Regions from separate parts of the Mus musculus genome. Here regions 1 and 2 are each linked to region 3. A link is a contact called in ENCODE Hi-C or POLR2A ChIA-PET data. All regions are on one chromosome and are shown on one strand. The core of a region is the stretch at or near the end of the contact, and the rest is flanking DNA. Distances in the headings are between cores, read along the strand shown.

Region 1 (2,922 bases), core at 154-2,653, 250 kb before region 3:
CACAACATGTCGCACAGGAGTCCAGACTGTGAAGTAAAAATAAACACAAGTTGCTGAGCGACTTTCTTTTATGGTAGAAGTCGCTAGTTTCCCAGGCCTAAGGGCCACCATCTAAGTGTAGACCATGTAACAGACATTGTAGATCTATTTAACTAGGCCTCCCTTTGGAAGCCTATCCTGTGAGGCTACAACACCCCAATTTTAAAAGCCTAAGATAAGACAACAGCTCTTAAAGAAACCATTAATAAGCCAAACTATTGCTCTTAGACAGCTACAGCCTATCCAGATGGGGAAACGAAATGCAGAGGGCACATAACTCGCCAGTGTCCTCACCCACCGTCCCTGACTTTGAATTCCCAAAGGAATTACTTATCGGCAAGTCAAAAAGGCAAGGTTCAGGAATCACACACACAGAAAGGCACCACAAAGAGAAGTTGAGAATGCCAGGCACCCTGTGAGGCTAGCTAGGCTTAAGTCAAAATACGATCCAGTTTTTCCAGCTTTTGATCAAGAGCCGTCAGGAACCACACTAAAACGTATTCTAAAATAATCTCCGTAAAACAATCTAATTACTCTATTTACAGAGGAGGAAACTGAGGGTCAGAGATGGGACTAGATTCACCCAAGGTCACACAGCGAGCGACAGCACTGGGCTCGAATTCCACTTGGGGTGATCCGGAGGCCCGACGCCTCTCACAGGCACCGACATCAACAACCACAAGAACAAGTCCGTCTCGCCCACAATCAGTTGGCTGGCAAGGCCAGTCGCCTCGGCACGGAAATCAATGGAAGGGGGACAAGGAGATCCCCGAAGCCCGCAAGCCAGTCCCTCCTCCGACTTCACTCAAACCAAGACTCGGCCCCCCAGATAGCCTCCCTCCGTCCCTGGCCCCGCCGCCCAGAGAAGCGCCCATCCTGTCCCCACTCGCTACCCGCAGTCCGGAGATCTTTATCCGTTCGAGGCCCCGCACTCGGGGTCCGGGCCGCAGCGACCGCCGCCTTAGCCCGATCCCCCCGAGGTCCGCCAGCCCCGGGGCAGCGGCCGAAGCCCGGCCGCCATCTTGCCCCGGGTGTTGTGCTCCGAACACCTCTTGGGAAGCAAGCAATTATTCAGTTCCGGGAAACAACAGTTCCGCACTGCTTCTTTGCCCATGGAGGAGGTGAGGACTCCTTTCCTCTTGTCATCTTCTTTAGCAGACGGAAAGGAGAAACAAACATCCAGAAGTGGGACTAAACGCCTGACTCGGCCAAGGGGAGGCGGGAACGGTTGATAAAAAGAGTTCCCCCCATCTAGGGCTTACGGGGGTGGGGGGTGGGGGGGAACGCTTTAAGAAGAGTCCCTCTGCGGGGCGGAAGTGGGGTGTGGACGGACGCCGGAAGTGCCCGCCCCGGCCCCGCCTCCGCCCCCTGCATTGAGCGAGCTGGGTGTTTCCTGCCTCTCAGTCCGGATTTGGAGACTCCGGCGTCCTCCGACTTTTCATGGTGAGGGCGGTGGCCGCCGTCGGGGAGCTTCGGGGCGGGCGAGGGTGGCGACGAGGCTGAGCGGGAGCGGTGGGGCGCTGAGTAGCGCGTGCGGGCGAGGTCCGGAGCGGGGGAAGGGCTTCAAATGAAAGGAGCCGTGGTCGGGGTGGTGGTGGTGGGGATCTGCGAAGGGGCGGCTGGTCCTGCGGGCGGTGGTGGCGCTGGGCGGCGAGCCTGGAGTGCTGATGGGCGATGGGACGTGGGAGATCGTCGGGACAAAGAGACGGCGGCGGAGGCATCGAGACCGACGCTCGGGGTGGGGAACGAACGAGGGTTCGAGGGCGTGTGGAGAGGGGCGAGCGTGTACCCTTGGAATCGAGCAAAGTCTGGCCTCTGGGAGGCTGTGCCTTGAGTAAGGTGGGGTTCCAGGCAAGAGAGGGAGGGGGCGTCTCTGAACCCACAAGTCTGGAGCGAGATGACTGGTAACAGTAATTCTAAGGAGACATGTCTGAGGTCGGGGTACCCTGACCACAGAGTCTGGCCTCAAGTGGCACCTGGATACCTACCTAATCACTTCCCTTGAGGCCCTAGGTGACCACACCTCGGGAGTCCCAGGATGTCAGCTGTTGCTGTCTGCGTTATGGGATGGTTTCGGTTTACTTGAGATTCTCTAGGGTCTGTCCCTTGAATGGTTCTTTGTCCTTGGGTGGGGATGGGGGGCGGGTGGACTATTAACCCAGGTCTTCTTTGTCTGCCACTCACTCACAAGATCAGTCCCAAACTGAAGACAGATGACTCGGCCTGTGTCTGGCTTTGGTCAAGCTCTATTTGGTATAAAACAAGAGACACACACATTGGTAGAAGGCGGCCAGCAGCACCGGTAGACCACCAACTGGTCCCCTGGGGCTAACCTGGGAACTAGTTAACAACAGGATAGTCTGGGCTCACCGATGTATTTTTACAGTCTCTGTGTGTCACTAAGGATTTGGGCTGTGAAATGGAGGGCGTTTGAAACCAGATTCTAATACCTAGCTTCCCTAGTAAGCAGGATTGACAACATCCTCATTGAGACTGTTTGGAGAAGTTCTCAAAAGCAGGAGAACTGGGGGGGGGGGGGTGACTATCCTAGAAAAAAGTGTGGGGCTTTAGTTTTTGGCCTCCTTTAACTTCGTTTGCTTCACGCAGTAGCCCTGTAGCAGAGACCTCAGGTTAGTTTAGCCTCCTTGCATAATACCCCTTAAGCAACCCGCCCGGAAGAGCTCCCTTCAGATCTCCAAGGCTACTAGATAAACAGATTGTCTAATCCTCCTTTGTATCGGAATCACCTGAAAGAGCCTTTTAATCCCAAATTGCAGGCAGCAGCACTCCTTGCTGGCCTGGGGTCTCCGCCCAGGCAGGCAGGCAGGCAGGCAGGCAGGCAGGCAGGCAGGCAGGCAGGCAGGCAGGCAGGCAGGCAGGCAG
Region 2 (2,760 bases), core at 29-2,528, 130 kb after region 3:
AAAAAGTATACTCAGTCCTGTTTTGACATAGTTGCCTTCTGAAAATGCAGAGGATGCTTTGTGTCGACATAGGGGGCAGTTAATGGCGCCATTCTCAGATCTTTAAAAACCGAGACTCTTTGCACTTAGCAGGAGCGTCTGTTAAATACGAGCAACTGGAAACTTCCTTACATTGCGGGGTAACCCCACTGAAAATCCCCTTTAAGGGTTGGTTACATGGTACATAAAGGAGCCTTGCCACTAAGGCTAGTGACCTGAATTTGATTCATGCATGTATTCATACGCATATCACACACACACACAGATAATAATAAATAAAAATTTAAAAAGAAAGACAATCCTTATTTGAGGATGGAGACTGTTGATACCCTCAAGACGGTGGAAGAGGCAGGGAGGAGCCAGGTTTCCTCTCGGGCTTTGAGGATGATGGAGTGGGACTGGAGACTTGTGATTAGCAAGGCTTGGGTACCACAAGAGGTCCAGAGTAGGGGTCGGGGCTCTGTGAAAGAGAAGTTTCTATCAAGTTGCCCAGTACCGCCTTGCTGGGGTCCCTCACCCTGGCCCACTGGCAACCTTTCCAAAGCCAATGCAACGCGCCCGCTTATCCCCACTGCTGTCCCCGGGCAAGCTTCTGGCCGGCCCACAGTTCTCTCTCCCTCCGTGGGTTAGTCCAGCTCACGGAAATCCTGCCTCCTAGCAAGTACTACTCCTTCGAGAAGCCTTTCCTCTCGCCACCCACTAGTCTGCGTTTCTAGACACCAGAAGGAATTCGAAGATTAGATCAGCCCTTGGTGGTGCAGGCGTTGGAATCCAGGACCTTGAGTAGGCCGGCGGGACACCCTGCTACTGGGCTACACCCCAATCCTATGCAAAGCAACTCTGCAAGCGGATTTCACAGTCCCGGGGGTGGGGTGGGGTGGGGGGAGGCCCCGCACTTTGTATGAGCAGAGTAACTTTCCTTGAAAGAATAAACGAGTGAGTCTTTTACAAACTCTGGGCAGCTTTGCTCTGCTGGCCTTGCCTTCGGAGGCCTCAGTTTCCCTACGCTGCCCGCGAGTCTAGCGGCGGAGGAGGGGCCCAGGCCGGGCGGCTGCAGCCAGCGCGGGGGCGCGCGCGAGTGGACGTGACCGCGCGGCGGGGCCCGCCCCAGGCCGGTCACTGGCGCATGCGCATCACTGCCCGAGCGCTGCGGGCCCGGCGGACTCCGGAGCCGGGGAAGGGGGTGGGGGGTGGGGAGTTTGCGGGAGGGAGGAGGGAAGAGGGAGGGAGCGAGGGGCGGGCCCGGCGCGGCTGCCCGGCCGGCTGCTGGAGGCCCCGGGCCGGGCCCGCGCCGCGATGGCCTTGGTGACCCTTCAGCGCTCTCCCACGCCCAGCGCCGCGTCTTCCTCCGCAAGCAACAGCGAGGTGAGCCCGGCCGCACCCTCCCACAAGGTGTGAGGCGGAGGTGCGTCCGCCCTTGGGGTGCGGGCGTCCCCGCGTCCCGGTGACTGAGCATGCGCCGGGCTGGGGTCGCGGAGGTGGGGGGGCGGGGGGGGATGCTTCCAGATCGCAGGGCACCAGGAAAGGCTCTGGTCGGCTCTGGGCTGCAGGGTCTCGGGTTCCGCTCGGGGCCTGAGCTCATGCTGCTTAATCGGGGTAGATGGGGACCGGAGCGTCCGGGTCCTCAGGACGGCCTGCCCCAGGCTGTGCTACCCCAGCCGGGCTCATCCCACCCCCTTCCCCTGATGAGCTTAAGGCCTCGGAGTAAACCCCGGATGACCCAGCCGGCTGCAGGGGACGCCCCGCTGTGCTGGGCTAGCCCCGCAGGCCCAGGAAGTTGCCAGCTGGAATCTGGGCCCTCTCCCGGGGTTGTGTGTCTGCGTGAGACTTGGCTCAGCACCCCTGCGTGCCCGTGTTGGTGCGTTTTGGGCTCGTCTTGCGGGGACTGGCAGGCATCTTTGCAGAATGGCTGTGAGGTTAAGCCTCCAGGGCCCTTTCTGTCTGAGACTCTTTCATGAGTTTTATCTGCAGGCAGAAGGTTCTGGTTGCCTCCTCTTTGCACACAATTAGGCAGGGCAACTGAGAAGTTAGATTGTAGTAAGGCCTCTCTTCCCACACAGCTCGGTTCCCCTACAACAGTTTACAAAGTGCCTTTTATCTTGTGTTCTTCCTAGGAAACTACAGGAGCATAGGGAAGCAGGGAGGGGCAGTACAGGCCTTTGCAGCCGAAATTCTCTTCCTTCCTTCCTTCCTTCCTTCCTTCCTTCCTTCCTTCATCATGTAGTTGTGGCTGGCCCCCTGCCTCTGCGTCTCAGATGTTGTCAGTTCAGAAGAGCTTTCCACACCTGGCTCTCAGCCTGGATTTCTAGCCAACTTCCATAATGTTATGGGAATTTAACACTTGGTCGCTTCCAGTTCCTGTATTAGACACATTTTTAGGCTTTTAATCTTTTTTTTTTTAGTTGAGATGTAACTCACAGCCTGTGGCTTTACCTTTTGGAAGTATGTAAGTCAGCGTTAGTAGACACACCCGCTCAGCCACTCAGTCCCGAAGCTTCAGCGCCCCGCCCTTCTCAGTTACCGCTTGTCTTTGCTTCACCCCCACCCCGGGGCGTCCCCTACTTCTCTACATTTGCCTACGCTGTAGTTCATATAACAGGAAATATGCAGTGTTGCCTCTGTCTGGCTTCTCCCTCTAAGCGTGCTGGTCTCAAGGTTTGCCCATACTGGGTCTAATCATTTCTTTCCTTTCTATAAGAATTCATTGTATGGGGGGTAAAT
Region 3 (2,700 bases), core at 100-2,599:
AAAATCTTCGCATGCTATGTTATTTTGTCCCTTACCTGGAAAGCTTCAATGCTGGCTTAGGATTCTTCCCTGTAAGATCCTCTTCCCCATCCCCCCCTACTCCCTAGCCTGTCACCCTGCTCACAACTTCCATATTGTACAAAGAAATCTTGTTTATCACATTGCCCCTTTTTTGTTTTCATCTCCAAAATACAACGTGGATAAGACAGGACCTGCTGTGCCCTGCTGGTGTGTGACAGCAGAGAGCACCGTGTGCTCCCATAGGCAGCACTTTAGAGAGATATAACACGTTCCCTCTGGTCGAGGACCAGGGCGTTTTCTCAATGAAGTAAACTCAGCATTCACAGAAAAGTTTGAGCTTGAATATTTATGGTGATTTTTTTTTCTTCTGTGCCACCAGGAGCAAGAAATGACTGTCACAGGTCTTTCCATACCAGCAATGGAAGGAGAAAAACGGTACAAATGTCCTCTATGTTTATACATAGTATATAAATAAAATGGCTGTACTTGAAGCTAAAGATTAAAAAACACAGCTGGGCAGTGGTGGCGCACGCCTTTAATCCCAGCACTTGGGAGACAGAGGCAGATGGATTCCTGAGTCTGAGGCCAGCCTGGTCTACAAAGTGAGTTCCAGGACAGCTGGGACTACACAGAGAAACCCTGTCTCGAAACAAACCACACACACACACACATACAAAGAAAAGAAAAACAAACAAAAACAACCCCCCCAAAAGATTAAAAAACACGGGGGCAGGGGCAGGAGAGATGGCTCAGCGGTTAAGAGCACTGACTGCTCTTCCAGAGGCCCTGAGTTCAATTCTCAGCAACCACGTGGTGGCTCACAACCATCTGTAATGGAATCTTATGCTCTCTTCTGGTGTGTCTGAAGAGAGCAATAGTGTACTCATATAAATAAAATAAAATAAAGATTTTAAAACACGGTTATATCTAAAAGCAGTGTGCTTACAGAAATAAGTCAAACGCAAAAGGCTATACAGCCTCTAATCCATCACATTTATGTGGAATCGTGAAGAAGAGCAAGCAAGGAATAGCTGACAAATTATGTCGGAACCTAAGGGAGGAAGGATTCTATGGGATGGTATAACTGTTCTCCATGTCGACTGTAGTGGTCAGACAATGCTGTGTCTTTGTCAGGAGTGCAGATTCATACACTGCCCTCAAGCCCCCCAGACAGTATGCTGTAGCACACTAGGCTCGTAGACCCCAGAACTGGTCCACAGGCCTAACCTTGCTGAGCCATCAGGTGAAGGCAGCATCCTGCGGTGCGCAGGGAGACCGGCAGGGGGCGCTGTGCCCGGAAGTCCCGCGTAGGCGGGAGGGGCGGGGTGAGGGTTCCTGGGGCTGCGTGTGTCTGTGCAGAGACCTGACCCACCGCTCCGGGCTCTCCGGTGGAGCCCGGTTGCTCGCCCGTGCCAGCCCCTACCCCGCGGGGCCGCAGGGCAGAGGCAACCCTGCTTTTCTGGGTAACTGGGCGAGCCTCATGCCTCTCTGCGCTTGCGTCTTCCCATGTGTAGCCTTTTGGGTTTGGGCAGCCGTTTGCAGCCAAAGCTCTCGAATTCCGAAGAGGACGGACGGGTCTTTAAAAGTACTCCATTCCAGGGCGGGCCTGGGGATGCGTGCCCGGGATTCCTACCGATGGGCGCCTGGGGCGTGAGGACAGCGTGGTTCGGGTCAGCTTGTGCTAGGAAGACTTAAGCTACAGGGCAGGCTCCCCGCCTGGATGATGCCCGCCAGGCACCTCCTAGGAGGTTTAATGCGCTCTTGTTTCCTTTGTAGGACGCGTCTGAGCTGTGAGTGGGCGGCGGGATGGACAAGTTCCTGGTGAGGCCAGACCTCCGCGACCTCCAAGGGGGAGGGGAGGAGCCCGCCCCGACGGGAGGAGCCTCGGGCGACCTGAAGAGCCCGGACTGGCGACACCTTCGCGCGGAAGGTCTGAGCTGTGATTACACCGTCCTATTCGGCAAAGCCGAGGCAGACAAGATTTTCCGAGAGTTGGAGCAAGAAGTGGAGTATTTTACTGGTAGGCGGAGGTCTTACGTGCGTTAGGCTTGTGCGAGGACAGGATGCGCCTTCCCTGGGAGAAGCGTGAACTTCCGGCTGTGACGGATTAGGTCACGGTCTGGGCAGCTCTGGTTAGGTTAGGTTATGGTTTGGCATACGAACTGTCCACGAGGTCTAGAACGAAATTATTTGGCAACTGATTGGAATTACCTGGGAAGTTAAAAAACTAAATAACAAAAAAAGCAAAACAAACCCCCAAACCGAACCATTCTGGGATCTTCGTGATACTGATTCAAAATAGCTGGAGGCGAAGGTTAGGCCTCAGTGGTTTTTGTTTTTTCGAGACAGGGTTTCTCTGTGTTGCCCTGGCTGCCTTGAAACTCACTCTGTAGACCAGGCTGACCTCAAATTCAGAAATCCTCCTGCCTCTGCCTCCCAAGTGCTGGGATTAAAGGCGTGCGCCACCACTGCCTGTCGACACCCTGTTTTGTTTTGTTAAAGACCATAATTAAATAAATGTATGAGATGAGTCAGCAGTTAAGACTAGTTGCTGTCCCAGAGGACCCAAGTTTGGGTCTGAGCACCCACATGGCAGCCCACAATCCTCTGTAACTCCAGTTCCAGCTACTGTGGTGCCCTTGTCCAGCCTTCGAGGGCACAGACATCACAAGCAAGCAA

Evidence for each region. Hi-C counts contacts between places; a loop is a spot of excess contacts on that map. ChIA-PET counts read pairs that join two places held with the same protein, here RNA polymerase II (POLR2A).
Region 1: a loop to region 3 is called in a map of heart, with 2.1 times the contacts of the local background. The contact joins the promoter of Kctd10 here to the promoter of Alkbh2 in region 3. A Hi-C loop is called at or near these places in 1 of 37 maps with a recorded cell type or tissue (heart). POLR2A ChIA-PET finds 5 or more read pairs at or near these places in 1 of 5 experiments (Patski).
Region 2: POLR2A ChIA-PET joins it to region 3 with 12 read pairs in Patski. The contact joins the promoter of Ssh1 here to the promoter of Alkbh2 in region 3. POLR2A ChIA-PET finds 5 or more read pairs at or near these places in 2 of 5 experiments (Patski and embryonic stem cell).

Annotation. Positions count from the first base shown.
Region 1 is chr5:114,378,986-114,381,907 of GRCm38, reverse strand. Kctd10 (potassium channel tetramerisation domain containing 10) reads left to right here and starts at 1,403. Exons shown (of 7, transcript NM_026145.4): 1 at 1,403-1,482. The coding sequence starts at 1,480. It overlaps Ube3b (ubiquitin protein ligase E3B), which reads right to left and starts at 1,288. Exons shown (of 28, transcript NM_054093.3): 1 at 933-1,288.
Region 2 is chr5:113,992,308-113,995,067 of GRCm38, reverse strand. Ssh1 (slingshot protein phosphatase 1) reads left to right here and starts at 1,278. Exons shown (of 15, transcript NM_198109.5): 1 at 1,278-1,404. The coding sequence starts at 1,336.
Region 3 is chr5:114,126,867-114,129,566 of GRCm38, reverse strand. Alkbh2 (alkB homolog 2, alpha-ketoglutarate-dependent dioxygenase) reads left to right here and starts at 1,349. Exons shown (of 4, transcript NM_001359941.1): 1 at 1,349-1,484; 2 at 1,798-2,041. The coding sequence starts at 1,828.